2 separate regions of the Homo sapiens genome follow, and region 1 is linked to region 2. Evidence: chromatin contacts called from ENCODE Hi-C or POLR2A ChIA-PET data. All regions are on one chromosome and are shown on one strand. The core of a region is the stretch at or near the end of the contact, and the rest is flanking DNA. Distances in the headings are between cores, read along the strand shown.

Region 1 (7,249 bases), core at 3,315-5,814, 260 kb after region 2:
ATGTGTTCACCTTCTAAGAAGCAAGGAGGATGTCTTAGCCAAATAGTAAATAATTTTCAGAGTTTTAGAAAAGTTTTCCAAAATACAATGTTGTATCTCCTTGGGACGGGAGGATCACACCACTGAGGTGAGGCAAGTAGTTAAAAAAAAAAAAAATCCACAGCTCCACCTTCCAGACAAAATCTACTGGGCTAATGGGGACAAATAACTTCAATTTCGGACATTAACAATTTTAGATGCTTGTTTTCCTGTATTATGTTTCTCATAAATTTTAAATACTGGATAAGAACATGGTTATACTTTTCATTTCTCATAAACACAGGTGTGTAAACTGCTAGTTTTAGCACCTTTGAATTTTATTTGTCTAGAATGGTTTCAACTTTGCCAATATCTTTTCTTGCTTATTGAACAGATGCTTTGAAAAGAGAGATATAATTTAAAACTAGAAATTAAAATAGTGTGCAGCACAGAACAAAAGTACTAAAGAAGCAATATATACATGTTTACTATTTATTTAATGCAGGTACATATTTAACTTACAAAAACCAGCACCCCATTACTGTATGTTGATATATATATTAGCTTGATAGAACAAGAAAAAAAACGGAAGGGAAAACTAGTTTCAGGTGAAACAAAAAAGAAAACGGTGTAGAGGCTGAAATAGATACAGCATTGCAACATAATAAGCAATTTTATTTCTAAATGGCGCCTTTAAATATGTCAAATAAAATTAATTCTGTTTAATGAATAAAAATCCAGTAATCGAACATATTTTATAAGCATTTGGGTAGTTGTGATTATTTTATTAAGACTTTGATATTAAACTCGTGAGAACACAGGCTTTGATAGAGATGTTTTTGAGAAATGCAAACTTTTTATATTAATTATATATAAGAACGAATTTCTCAAGTATTTACAAAGGTAATTTCCAAGTACACAATATGAGGAAGTAACAAGAAGAACAAAAAATGAGAAAACGAGTTACAGTTTCAAACGTGGAGAATTCACATTAAGAGGAAAATAATGTAATAAACGTTTTAGACATATCCTTGTAAACATCACAGATCATTTAAAAGTTTATTTCTGGTCAATATTTCCACCGATATTTTTAGGATGGAAAAATACTTTCAACGGCTACGAACAAGACTCCTCGAACCTTAGGGGAAAAATTGCATTTTAAAAGTGAATATTGCTTTAGCAAATTCTTCGGCTATTTTTCTTTTGTTTAAATGCCTTTACCTGTGTTCATTTTGTATGCCTAAGAAACCTAGAAAAATAGGGTACTGTTCTAAGTGGGAATGATTCTGTGGAAACAGTGAATTAGCCCAACAATTGGGGAGGGTTTAAAAAAAGCCCCCAAGAACCTTATAAATAATGGCAAAACCTTTTAAGTCCGACTTAAAAGAGTGAGGAGTAAGATGGCGCAGTTATACCTTCACAACCCTCTGACCCCAAAATTCACGTGTGTTCACCGGGAAGAGCCGGGAGAGCTGGTTATTTTTGTTTGTTTGTTTGAAAACACAGCTCAGGTTCAGAGGTTCCCTAACACCGAGAAAGGCACCGGTCCCGAAGAGGGCCTGCGGCCATTGTGTCCCAAGCGCAGGTGTCAAACGCCGGCCGCGGCGCCCGCAGGGTCCGTCCCGCACGCTCCTTCTCAAACAATGACTTTGCTGCCCACGAGCAGAGAAGCCTGGACTCCAGCGCAGTCCGCAGCGCGTTCGTTAAGGAGCCCAACTTCGGCTTCTTAGAATGCAGCCCACTTTCTAGACGCCCCCGGCGCACCTGCCTCGAGGCCGCGAGAAAGGCCAGCTCCGGCCGGGAGCCGGGGACCGGGAAGCGCGCAGTCCCGACCTTCCTCCCCTGCCTTTCTCTTCCAGGAGGTTTACTAGAACTCCGGGAACTCCAAAACGCGACTTTTCTTTCTCTTTGCTTTTCGTCTTAAGGGAACACGGTGGGCAAAAGAAGGGAGTGCGTGTGCCCGAGGCTTGGGAGCCCCCTGTGCAGTGACCTAGGAACCGCTAGCGATTTCTTGAAAAATTACTTTAATCAAGTCCGGCGCTCCCGGGAGCGGGGGAGGAAAGGCAGCACCCGCTCGGGACGGGAGAAAAAAGCCTCCAGGTCTGTCCCGCGTCTCCAACTCGGCGAGGGTCTCCGGCTCCCCAGTCCCTCTCCCTGCCCTGCTGGGGCCTGGGGCTTTGGGGAGGGAAGAGCGGGGCTGGGGTCTAAGGACCCTGGGCCGGGCCTGGCTCTCCGCCGGCCGGGCCTGCGGGTGTCGGCGACCCGGGGGCTCCGCGGGCGGCTCGGGCGCTCACAGAGCCCGCGTCCCGCGCCAGAGCGGTGAGGCCGCAGGGCCGCACGGGGCGCCTGGCTGGGTGCGCGCTGGGAGCGGCGAGCAGCCCCGCGCCCGCGTTTTGATCTCCTTCCCCCCTCTAAGCCGCGTTTACAACTTCACCAATGAATAACCCGCCTCTCTTTTCAACCTAATCACGGCTCTTTGTGTATCTTTCTGTTGATGATTTATAGAAATAAATTAATAACACCCCAACTCCACGTGCTGCAGTTTATGTTACGTCTCAGCTGCGGCCAGCCCGGCGCGGGGCTGGGTGCGGAGGGGCGCCCCAGGTCCTTCCAGCGCCGCGCTAGAAAGCGGGCGCCTGCGGCCGAGTGGGAGGGCCTAGGCCCTGTGGCCCCCGGTGGCCGGCGGTGGGAGCCTGGTTCATCCGCCAGGTCCTGAGCGACCTCCCCGGCAGCCCTGGCGCCCCAGCCGCTCCTAGGGGCCACTCTCTCGACCCCTCTTAGCCTCCGCGACTCACACCTTCCGCCTCGCGGAACTCTCTTGCAGGAGTTCTCTCCCGGTAGGGGAGAAATCACCTCCGGGCGGGAGAGCGACGAGGGAAGAACCTCAAACCTATGAATTATACCAAAGTGTGTTTGGGGAAAAAAAATCTACAAGTTCCCCTGATTGTTTTGGCTAGAGGGCAAACCGCCAGGCCCTCGGAGCACAAATTCAAATGCAAGGTCATATCCCACCCCAAACCGCCGCTGCGGACGTGCGGCCAAGGCTCAGCCCCGAAATCGCAGCGCTTCAGTGTCCGAAGCCACGCGATGGGCTCTGTCCTAAAGCGGAGTGGCCCGGGAGCGACGTGCTGTCTCAGGGAACCGCTCGGCTCCTTAGATAATTAGTAACCAGCTGTCAAAGTCTAGGGCGGTCGGGGAGGACCCACAAACGATCCCGGCCCTGGGGATACACTGCCAGCCGGCCTGAACTCCCGGGGAGAGGCCGGGGGTGGGCAGCGAGGTCTGGAAACGCCCTCCTTTCTCAGACTGAGACCAGATCCTCTGCGAACTGAGGTCTGAGACGCGTTCGCCCCCACACCACCGCGCTTGGTTTCTTTGGCCCCGCGCGTGTCCACCCGGACCCTGCATGGAACATGCCCTTTGCAAATCTAAACCCGCGTTGGGGATCCCGGATAATTCCGGGCCTTGCATGGGCGCGGCTAACAAGAGTGCCCACCAGGGAACTCGCCTCCCAGATCCCGGCTCCGGATGCCGCCTGTCCTTCGGCAAAGAACTGCAGGTCATCATGCAGGTCAATGTGTCCGAGGCCGACATGCGGCTTTCCAGACCCGAGGCAGGGCGCAGGAAAAATGCGCGGCCTGGGGCTTGCAGCGGCGCGAGGCTCTGCTCCCGGGAAGTCGCAGCGGTTTCACTGCACCCACTCGCACCTTCAGTCGCGTGGGCAAACCTCCCGGCAAAGGGCTCCACAGCTCCAGTTCTCCCCGGCCCAGCCCCAGCCCCGCGGGGAAAAGCCCTTGGGTCTCGGACGCTGGCCTGGGCCTGGGGAGAAGAAGCCCGGTGGGCCGCAGGGTCGTCCCGCTAAGGGATTGGGAAGGGTCCGGGTGTTGGGAGAGAAGCAGAGCGCCCCCCGGGGGACTTCTCTGGTGGGAAACGGGCTTGGCGAGTGTGGTCGGGCGCAGTGTCACTCAGGCCCGGGGCCGGGGCTCCAGGGGTTCGGGTGGGTCCCCTCCACCTCGCTCTGCGCCTACCTGAGCATCCGGTCCACCTCCGCCCGCTGCTCCGCCGCCTCCTCGGTGTTGAGCGCCTGCAGCTCCTTGAGGATGGGAGGTGTGTCATAGTCGTCGCCGTCCTCGGAGCCCTCGTCGCCGGACAAGCGGCCCTTGGCGTGGCCGTTGGTGAGAGTATGGAAGACCGGCTTGGTGTCGGGCTCGGCCCCGCTGCCAGGGGACAGGGGCAGCGTCTCCAGCTTCACCCCGAAGTTCGGGGATGGCAGCAACTCCTCCAAGGCCTGAACCAGCACCTCCTTGGTGACCCCGGAGCTCAGCAGGGCGCTCAGGAGTTCTTGCTGGAGCGACGTGAGCTTGGACACCATTTTCCAAGGACGGAAAAAGAAGGGGGTGAGGGGGTGGGTGGGTGCGAGAGAGGAGGGTGGAGGGGAGTTTCACAAGCAAACCCCAAATCCAGGAACCCCTCCACCCTTCAGCCTCCAGACACCTGTTACTCCCCGGGGTCCCGGAGGCTCCTCCGAAAGGAGTCAGAAAACTTCTAACTTGCCATGATCGCCACCATTAGGCCATATAAGATATGCAAATTAGTGGGAAGGGCCCAGCTTTCGGCTGGATGCAAATGATGGTGGGGAGGGGGAAACCCGGAGAGAGGGAGAGCCGGAGGGGCAGACCTGGAGAGCAGAAGACCTGGGCCGGGAGCGGGGCTTTGCCAGGGTCCATTGTACTCACGCTGGGGGGCTAGAGACCTTCTTTTACTGGTTCTGCTTATCAGCCAAACTTCACCTAACCTTTGGACTTGTTAAGCCAGTGCCTTGCAGCCTAGGCGCGGGGCTTTTCCACCGGTTCTCAGTTCCGCTTTAGTCCAGAGAGAAGACACTACGCTTCGGGGTTCAGGTGAGAGCCAGAGGAAGCTGGGGTGCTCGTGGAAGAAGGGGACGCAGGAGGAAGCGAAGAGTAGAGACCCTGGATGCGTCCCGGCCGACGCAGGTGGTGGGCCAGGAGAGCCCGCAGGGCGGAAGAGAAACTGACCACTTAGGAAGGGGCGCCGAGGCCACGGGGGAGGTGAGGCAGCGTTAGGTGTGGTGAGCATGCCCTGGAGGGACTCCATTTATTTCTACCTCGGTTACTACCTCCAGGCCCCAGAACCTCCCTGGCCTGGTCTGGCGGTTTGGGTTTGCAGAACTGCCCGCCAGAGAGCGTAGGCGAGGGTGAAGGAGTCCGGGAGAACTCTTGGAAAGAGACTACTTTATGGGTAGAGGGAGTAGCCAAAGTGAAGCTCCCCCAGCAGCTGGGCTGCACCGGCGCCCAGCCTGGCCACGCCACTGGGGAGCTGGACCCCTGGGGCTCCTCACTCTCCTGTTTAAACCCGGATGTCAAGGCGCCTCCGCCTTGGGGGAGGATGGTGAGGCAGAATGGTGAGGCACTAGGATGGTGAGGCACTAGGATGGTGAGGCACTAGGATGGTGAGGCAGTGAAAGCAAAGCTTGACCTGCAGCTGGGTGGACACTTGCAGCCGAGGGTCCCCCCGGCCCACTCATTTCTGGTTTATTCGTAGTTCCAGAACATCTGTGGTTCCCTGGGCCGGGGACGAGCTCTGTAGACGAGGTCACTGCAGCAGTGGCAGAAGTCTTGCACTCCTAGTACAGAAGGTGTCGACAGAGCTACTGAGGGAAAGATGTTTTTTTTCCCACTCTGGCCTGGGCCAGGTAGGAAGCCATAGGCCTTGCAGCACTATTGGAGTTTCACCTGCTTCCCCCCTGGTGACGGGCAGGAGGGGAGGGCGGCGGAAGCGCGCCCAAACCGGCAAGCTAGGACCTGACCTGTAGAAGAACAGGGAAAGGGGCTTCTTTGCTTCCACCACACACAGACCTAAAGCTTCTGGGGAGGAGCATAACGCTTCCCTTCTGGGAGCCTCAGTTTCCTCATCTGCAAAAAGAGGATACCACTGATAACCTTTTTTTGGGGGTTGTGTATATTGACTGAGGCCACTTGTGCAACCGCTTGGTCTAATAATAAAGTTCAACACTTTCTGGTCTGAGAAGACGGGAAGCCAGTTCCCAGTAGTAAAACTGAGTTACTCTGGAAACTTAGGGTATTCAGAATTGGTGATACAGTGCTGGGGTTGGAGGGATTGGGGGACTAGGGTTTCAGAATCAGCAGAAAAATTGCAAAGGAGTTTCTAAGCACATTTTCCTTCCTCTCCCACCCTTGAAAGATATCTAGGAGGAAGTAAGGTTAGGTTAGGGATAGAGAGGAATTTCAGCAGGAGGAGGAAGAGTCTAGCAGCTCTCATCTGCCTAGGGGCAGGATCTAATCTCCTAGGTGTGCAAGGGCTGATGGTGTAATTTATCAAGTCAGGCTGTTAAGGAGCTAGGATGCCTCTTAAATACAGGGTCTGCTACAGGTGCCTGGGCCACTTGTGCTGAGAGCCAGAAGGAAGCGGGATGGTTGTGTGCGTGTAGCCTGAGGAAAGTTTACACTGATCTCAGTCCCTCTTTCCCGGAGACAAGCAAATCCCAAATTCAGGAACCTCTCCATCCTTCAGCCTCCAGACACCCATTACTCCTCAGGGTGCCACAGGGAGTCATAACTTCATGAAAATGTTGGCTTTTCATTTCACCTTCTTTCCCTCTAGTTTGTTGTAATAGGTGCAAATCTTTGCTTCTCATAATTCTGCCCAATGGAAGAACATTCTCTGCCTACCCAGCTTGCCTCAAGAAGGATAATGAAGTGTTCAGAGTAAATGTCCCTGAAGAACAATCTCTTCGTCTGTCTCTCACTCGCTATCAGGATAGAAGCATCAAGTGTAATGAAGATCAGTTTCTGTGTTAAGCTGGGAAAACCCATTTAAAAAACAGCAATCACTTCTGTTGTAACAACAAAACTTTGATTGGCAGTTGCAGCTGCTGTGTGCCCCATCTGATTCCCAAGCCTCATTCTCTCTCAAAATTCAGGTGTCAGCAAACCCATTCTTCCCCACACCCCAGCTAACTATGTGAATGTGCAGGCAATTTCACACAGAGGATAGGACAAACTTCCTATGAGTGTCCAGGTATGTTTTCCAGGTAATCTGGCTATTCATATCTAGCAACTTCCTGTAATGCTCCTTCCTAGTCCTACCTTGTAATATGCCACTTTGTGCAATATAAGCGCTTATCAAGTAATTGTTCTGTACTATAGATCTTCAAACAGATTCACCAGTCCCTTCATATGGAAGTTTAAAA
Region 2 (7,086 bases), core at 2,997-5,496:
GCCCGGCCTGAGCTCAGGAGTTTGAGACCACCCTGGGCAACATGGTGAAACCCTGTCTCTACTAAAATACAAAAAATTAGCTGGGCTTGGTGGCGCACGCCTGTGGTCCTAGCTACTCGCACCACAGCACTCCAACTTGGGCTACAGAGTGAGACTCTGTCTCAAAAAAACAAAACAAAAACAACAAAAGATTAAATGTGTTAAGGTATATAACACACCTGGTGCCTCCCTTCCTTTTCTTTTCCCACTGAGCCTTTGACATTTAGTTTCACTGCGGTCAGGTATGAGCAAGTACATGATTTTCCTGTACCACCCAATTCACATCATGCAAAAGTCTCACAGAGAGGGACATGAAGATCTGCAAGAACAAATGTTAAAACAGACAGATGTGCATTTTACAAGGATGTTGTTTATCTTGAAATTCTCATCACTGCATCATTGCTACTGCCCAAGGGTTGAATTAAGGGCAAAACATTTCAGAGACAGATTTGAAATTACCTAATTATCCTAGACATGTTGTAATGTTCCCTTTTATAATGCCTGGCTCAAAAAGCTTGATGTCAGGTTACAGAACTGTATGCATTCTTTGATTGTAATTGTGTTAACAATAGTAAAAAATCTTGCATACAATCAAGACCAGAAAGAAATCCAGATGCTAATTGTTGTTTTGTTAAGTAATAAAATGGTGGTAAGCAATGCTTTTTCTCTTTTTGCTTTTTTTTCTTTTTCTTATCTGTAATGTGACAATTCTTTATTACTTGGAAAGTACATTTTATGAGAACTGTGAAAACTCGGAAAGTAGAAGTTCAAAGTATTTTACATTTAATAACATCTAGCTAATCCTTATGATATCTAGATAAGGTGCTACTTTACATCTTATGAAATAGCACAAGCCTTAGGCAAACTTCTGTAGTAGAAGAAATGTGTTCTGAGACTTCTGAGACTTCTATCTTGCTAGTTTTTAAGATATCTTTTCTCCCAGAAACCTGGTGTCCAGTGTCCCTCTCAAATCTGCCAAAGGACAGTAGCTTAAAGATTTACTTATCTCAGGGGAGTTGCATTTTTATAGCCATCAATGGCATATAATTTGGAATTAGAGGCACAGGCAAGCAGGCCTTCCGAATCTCTGTGAGCCACAAGACCCGATGGCACCCTGAAATCAAACTTCTGTAGACTGGGAGCCTTGTTGACCGCTGTTCCCCAATTCTGACAGATCAAAGCTGTTGCTAATTTGTTAACCAGAGGCAGTGATACAAATGGAAGATGCAACTATTCATTCTGAGGGACGCATAAAAGTCTGATTAATCTAAGGAGCAGTCATTGCCCAAGCAGTTAAGGAGAATATTTTTGGAAAGGCAGACATCAGAAGCTAAGCAGAGTACAAATTTCCACCCTCTACTTACTGTATTAATCATATCAGCTCTCACTCTTCGTAGATGCTGCCCTGCTCGAAAGCACTGGTTATTTAGCTGGGAGTCAGGAGAACCCAAACCCTCCCTGGGCATAGACAAATTGTAATTTTATAGCAGACAGCCTCTAAAATGTTTCTACATCCACAACAGTTGACACTGCCAGGCGCAGTGGCTCATGCCTCTAATCCCAGCACTATGGGAGGCTGAGGTGGGAGGATTGTTTGAGCTTAGGAGTTCGAGACCAGGCTGGGCAACATATTATTTAAAGAGACTAGGTCTCTTTAGTAATAACAAGGCCAGGTGCGGTGGCTCACGTCTATAACCTCAGGGGGCATCACCTGAGGTCGGGAGTTCAAGACCAGCCTGACCAACGTAGAGAAACCCTGTCTCTACTAAAAACACAAAATTAGCCAGGCGTGGTGGTGCGTGCCTGTAATCCCAGCTACTCGGGAGGCTGAGGCAGGAGAATCACTTGAACCCGGGAGGCGGAGGTTGCGCTGGGCCGAGATCGTGCCATTGCACTCCAGCCCAGGCAACAAGAGCGAAACTCCGTCCCCCCCAAAATAATAAAAACTAATTAGCCAGGCGTGGTGGCGTGCCTGTAGTCCCAGCTACTTGGGAAGCTGAAGTGGGAGGACCACCTGAGCCCGGGAAGTGGAGGCTTCAGTGAGCCATGATTGCACCACTGCACTCCATCCTGAAGCCTATCTTAAAAAAAAAAGAAGAAAAAGTGACACCTATAAAAAAACTCACATACTTATAGTCCAGAAATGTGCTGTCCAGTAAGGTAGCCACTAGCCACATGTGGCTATCTAAATTTACTAAAATAAAATTTTAAATTCACTTCCTTAGTTACACTAGCCATATTTCGTGTTCAGTAGCAACATGAGGCTAGTGGCTACTGTACTGGAGAGTGGAGATACAGAACATGTCCATCATCACACAAAGTTCTACTGGACAGTGCTGGTCCAGAAGAGAATAACTTCAAATTGCATTTTTGGTACAGGCATGTATAAGCCCGCACTTCCACATTCTGTAAAGGCATAAACCGCCTCCCTACCCCAGGGCATGTCTGTACAGTCATTAAATGGTCTGACTCCAGCACTTCTTTCTACTTAATCTCTAAATCTCTAAATCTTGACACGCACATCGCACACAACACAAACTCTATTTTAGCCCACCTCCCTCTTCACTGACTCTTCATGGTAGGTTTAGTTCCCATAATCCATGAAAATGCCTAGCTCCTTGTCACTAGAGCTTGTTTTGGAAACCTGCCTACAGTGTAACAAGCTGGAATGTGAAGAGGGATGCATCTATTTGTGTTGCTGAGTCATTGAATTGACTGAAGCTTCAAGGACTAGGGGGTGCTGAGCAGAAATGAAAACACACAATCCTTTCTGTTAGAGATTTGCTCTTTTCGTATTGGCATGTAAACAAGTAAGTCACTAAGTGAACTGACGTCACAATTTAGTTTTAGGAAGATGCTTTTCCCAGGCACGATTTGAACTCAGTGGTTTCCTGAATCTAGCAAAGTATGCTGCTTTGTTTTCTCTTAGATTAATTTTGCCTAATTTTAAAGCTTTGATTCTCTTTTTACGAAGACGAAAATAAATCTCTCTAGTCTGGGCCTTTTTCGTTTCCCAGGATTATGATTAAAATTATCACTAACTTTTAGATAGTCCAGCACGCACCGGATGACTCTGAAGCCGGTTGGGCAGTGGAGATCGGGAAGAACATGAAAAAGCTTCAAAGCTTTTGGTTGAGGACATCGGGAGATGTAAACCCCAAACGCGGGTTTTACTTCTCCCCTCCACCCCTCCCCGCAAACCCATGCCTACTCGTTTTGACTGCTCAGCAATTCTGAGGCCAACCATTTGCAACGGCGAGGAGCAGGGGCTGGTGAGTCAAGGACTGGGCATGGAGTCAGGACTCTTAGGTGCCTTGACTCACGGCAGAGCCTTGAGGAAGTCGCTTTGCCTCCCACGTGTCTCCCTTCACCTGCCAGAGGCGGAGGGGAGGCGGGGCTGTGCTGGAAAACGTCCGTTTCGCACCGACTTATGTTACAGATGGGCAGACCTGAATTTTAAAAGACCCTCAGAGTCACACAGCAAATGAGCCCTCAAATGCCCGTGTCCCGCCTGCGCTCCGGAGAACCCCTGCCCTGCCTCGGGGACTCGGGAGGTGGGTGTGGGCTCCGAGACTCGGACGGCACCTTGGCGTGGCGAGAGCAGGTGGAGATGCGCACGGAGGTTGCATGTTCACCTCCGGGTCTCGGGCGCCACGGCTGCCCGTACCTGTTCCAGCAAGCGTCAGCCAGGAACTGCCGCGCTACTGATTTTCCCTTCGCTCTTGGGTCCCAACCCCCGGGCTCTCCGGGCTAGGGAGGCGGTGGGGTGGGGTCGAGGCCGTCCCGAGCCACCCGCGGCGGCTTCACACCTGTATCGGATTTGCTTTCTCGCCTTTAATCCTCTCCAATCCCGAAAGCACCCCAGCAGAGCGCCCCCGCAGCCCGCCTCGAGCCCGGCTCATACGCAGACGCTGACTGGGGAAGCGAGGGGTCGCCGGTGTGTGAGGCAGGGTAAGAGACCAGGGGACCTGCACGGAGGAGCGCTCTAGGGGAGGCTGCTGCCTCGGGAGCTAGGGCGCGCCCGGACCACACCGCACGGCGCAGAAGCCCAGCGCGCACGCGCGCCGCCTGCCGCCCCGCGCGTCCCCCCGCCCCGCGTCGCGTCCCCCCACCTCGGGAGAGGGCGGCCAGGCGCAGGGAGCGTGCGCGCGGCCCGCCCCGGGCGCGGGCGGAGGGAGGAGGAGGCGGCGCGCGCGGCGCCCAGCCCGCAGAAGCCGGTGGCCGCGCAGGAGGACGGAGCCCTAACCGCAACCCGCTCCGCGCCGCGCCGCGCCGGTAGGGGACCCGCAGGCCCGGGGGTGGGGGTTGTGGGGAAGGTGTTGGGGTGGGGCGGGAGGGCGGGACTTCGCGCTTCGGGTCCCTGGGCGCAGGGGGACCCAGAGGCCCGCGCGACCCCGCCTCTGGAAACTTTGTGCCGGCGCCCCCACCTGCTCCCTGGCGGTCCTTGACTCTTCGGGGCGGCCCGCGGAGGAGAGGCCCGAGACCTTCCGCAGCGCACCCTCGCCGGCCCTGAGCGTGCGCCCCCTGCCGCTCCCCCGCCGCGCCGCGCCGCCCCCGCGACCCTGTCCCTGTGCCCCGGGGCTCCAGCAGCCTCGGCCGCGCCTCCTCCGTCGCCTTCCGACCCCGCTGAGGCCGCCTACTCTCGCTGGCATCCACCCGCTCTGGAGCGCGCCGCCGCTTTTTGCATCTCCCCGAGGTTTCTGGTGCATGGATAGAAGCAACTTGACTTTCAGCGATGCCAAGTGTCCAACTTGAGTCTTTCTCTGCGGTGGTAGATGGGTGTGCGCGGTGCTAACATCTGTCTTTTTATTTCTCCTAAGTACCCTTGCTCCGGAGCGAAGTTGAGTTGTTGTTTGTAAAGAGGGGGTGCGTGCTGTGGCCGCCTTAAGTGGATTGTATAACTGTATTTTATTTAGGTGGATGTTGCCAGTGGTACCAGCCAGTGTTATGGTAACTGGGCATCCCAGAGGCTAGGGAAGGAGGAGCGACTTACAAATGCAGTTTTACCATGCAGAGATTTTTTTTTTTTAAAACCACCTTGTACTTTCTATCCAGCAGGACCTCCGGACATTTAGTGTGTGTTAACTCGTTAGCTGTTCATTATCGTTTTATAAGAGAGGGGGGTGGAGAGCGTTACCATCCCGTTTTACAGATGTAAAAACGGAGGCGAAGAGCAAACTCCGGGTATCCTTAGTAACCTTAAAAGAATAGGGACCAAGAGATTTAACCCAGAGTCTCCTGGAATTCCTAGTCCCTAAGGCCACTCAGAAGTATGATGGAATGTTGGACCGTCCTCCCTGACATTCTACAGATCACTTAAGAGTCAGAGAGGCCGAGGCCAGCCGGCAGCTCCATGCCTGAGACTCAGCTCTGCCACAAAGTTAAGTAACACTGGACAAGTCACAGTTTCTCTCCGCTCATTTCCTTCCTGCTCTCTAAAACCAGGGGAACAAAGGTGCTGTATTCTTTGCAGAGTTGTGCGTGTGTCTGGAAGCTCCACTCCCTTGAGCTGCGATTTGGTTATTGTTAGTTGTTGTGGACTCATAAAGGCCCCCAGTCTTGGTTCCCTTGAGAAATGCAGGGAAGGAGGCACCCCCACAGTGAACGCCTCTTCTTCGCCAGAGACGCCTGAGAATTCACATCAGGGACACTTCACATCAGGGACAGGCCGGGGCAGAGACCCTGACCTGAGGGAGGGACGAGGGTTGCCACGAGGAGGTAGGAAGGAGCCCTGCACAGGAGGCTTGACACATGGGCCCTATTCCTGCCTCCAGCTCTGACTCATCTTCTGACGCTTGGGGGAGGAGAGGTAGTTGCTTGGTATTTTTGGCTTTCCACCATAAAACTGGAGACAGTTTCCTTCATTCCAAGTCGTTTTAATGTCACTGTTGAACGTGTGTGTCCTGAGTTCTCATCTGAAAGCTTTCATATCGGTTGACTGCAGGTATGAATTCTGTAATAATAATTAATAGAATGGCATAAATGTATATTCATATCATAAAAGACTAGCCAAGTATGTAAGTCCAGGAAATCCTTTAATACTTTAACATTTTTAAAAAGTGGGCTTTAGGGAGGGCTATGTTTGATGGGTTCCTTTGCAATTGGGATTTTAAGGCAAAATGGATTAAAAATGCTTTTCCCAAAATCACAAGAAATACATTAACCATTCTCTGTGAGATTTAAACTTTACTAATAAGGTTAAAGCTTTCTTTTGAACCTCTTCCTCAAAAGTAACTGCCGAGTGCATCTTGATCGGTTTGTGTATATCTTTTTAGACTTTTCTAAGCATTTTTATAAATGTCCGTTTGCACAAAGTGGTTTTTTAACCGAAATTAATTATTTTAAAGTTGACTTGTCCTGTTTATAAAGATTTGGCTTCTGTCAAGAACAAGTAATGTGTTTAAGTACAACTGTTGGTAAAGTTTTAATAATCCTGATAGACGGTGTTACTTCCCAGGGCAAGGGGCAAATTACCCCTTTTAAACAACTTCAAAGTAGTAGAATCATTACGATCCTAGGTTTTACTCTTAGGTGCTGAATAAAACTTTCCTATTTAAAAAAAAAATCTAGGACTACTAGCCTATTGTCTTGTCTTTGCTTATAAAGAAACGTCAAAGGGAGTGGAAGACAGGGAGAGTTGCTAAAGCAACCAAGGCCTGGGTATAAACTTACAGAGCTAACATTTAAGATGGCTTTATTATTTATGAAAGCTTCACTTCACCTGGGTGAAGACAAAGGAAAGTGTTAATGTGGGCACCCTTCAAACCGGTAATTTCAGGAAATGGATGGGTTAAAACAAAATTCATGTCAGGATTCTGTGGATTTATATATTATACATTTACCGAGGACTTTTACCATGCTAAAGGTGCTGTGCCTGAATACAGAGGAAGAAGGCAAGTAAGGTCGGTCTCTGACCTTATGAAGCTGACAGGCAAATAGTGACATTCAGAGAGAGTTGGCCAGAATTGTTGTCATGGTTCTGAATTCCCAGAAATCAACATTAGATTTATTGAATTGTGAATTATGTAAAAAAGTGTCTAAAACAAA

Evidence for each region. Hi-C counts contacts between places; a loop is a spot of excess contacts on that map. ChIA-PET counts read pairs that join two places held with the same protein, here RNA polymerase II (POLR2A). Pooled maps may share reads with other maps.
Region 1: a loop to region 2 is called in a pooled map, with 4 times the contacts of the local background. The contact joins the promoter of HNF1B here to the promoter of DUSP14 in region 2. A Hi-C loop is called at or near these places in 1 of 37 single-sample maps with no recorded cell type and 3 of 50 pooled maps. POLR2A ChIA-PET finds 5 or more read pairs at or near these places in 2 of 52 experiments (WTC11 and activated B cell).

The regions. Positions count from the first base shown.
Region 1 is chr17:37,740,495-37,747,743 of GRCh38, forward strand. HNF1B (HNF1 homeobox B) reads right to left here and starts at 4,565. Exons shown (of 9, transcript NM_000458.4): 1 at 4,047-4,565. The coding sequence starts at 4,390. RefSeq lists enhancers at 1,149-1,651, 1,652-2,156.
Region 2 is chr17:37,485,645-37,492,730 of GRCh38, forward strand. It overlaps DUSP14 (dual specificity phosphatase 14), which reads left to right and starts at 4,247. Exons shown (of 3, transcript NM_007026.4): 1 at 4,247-4,314. RefSeq lists an enhancer at 5,347-6,132.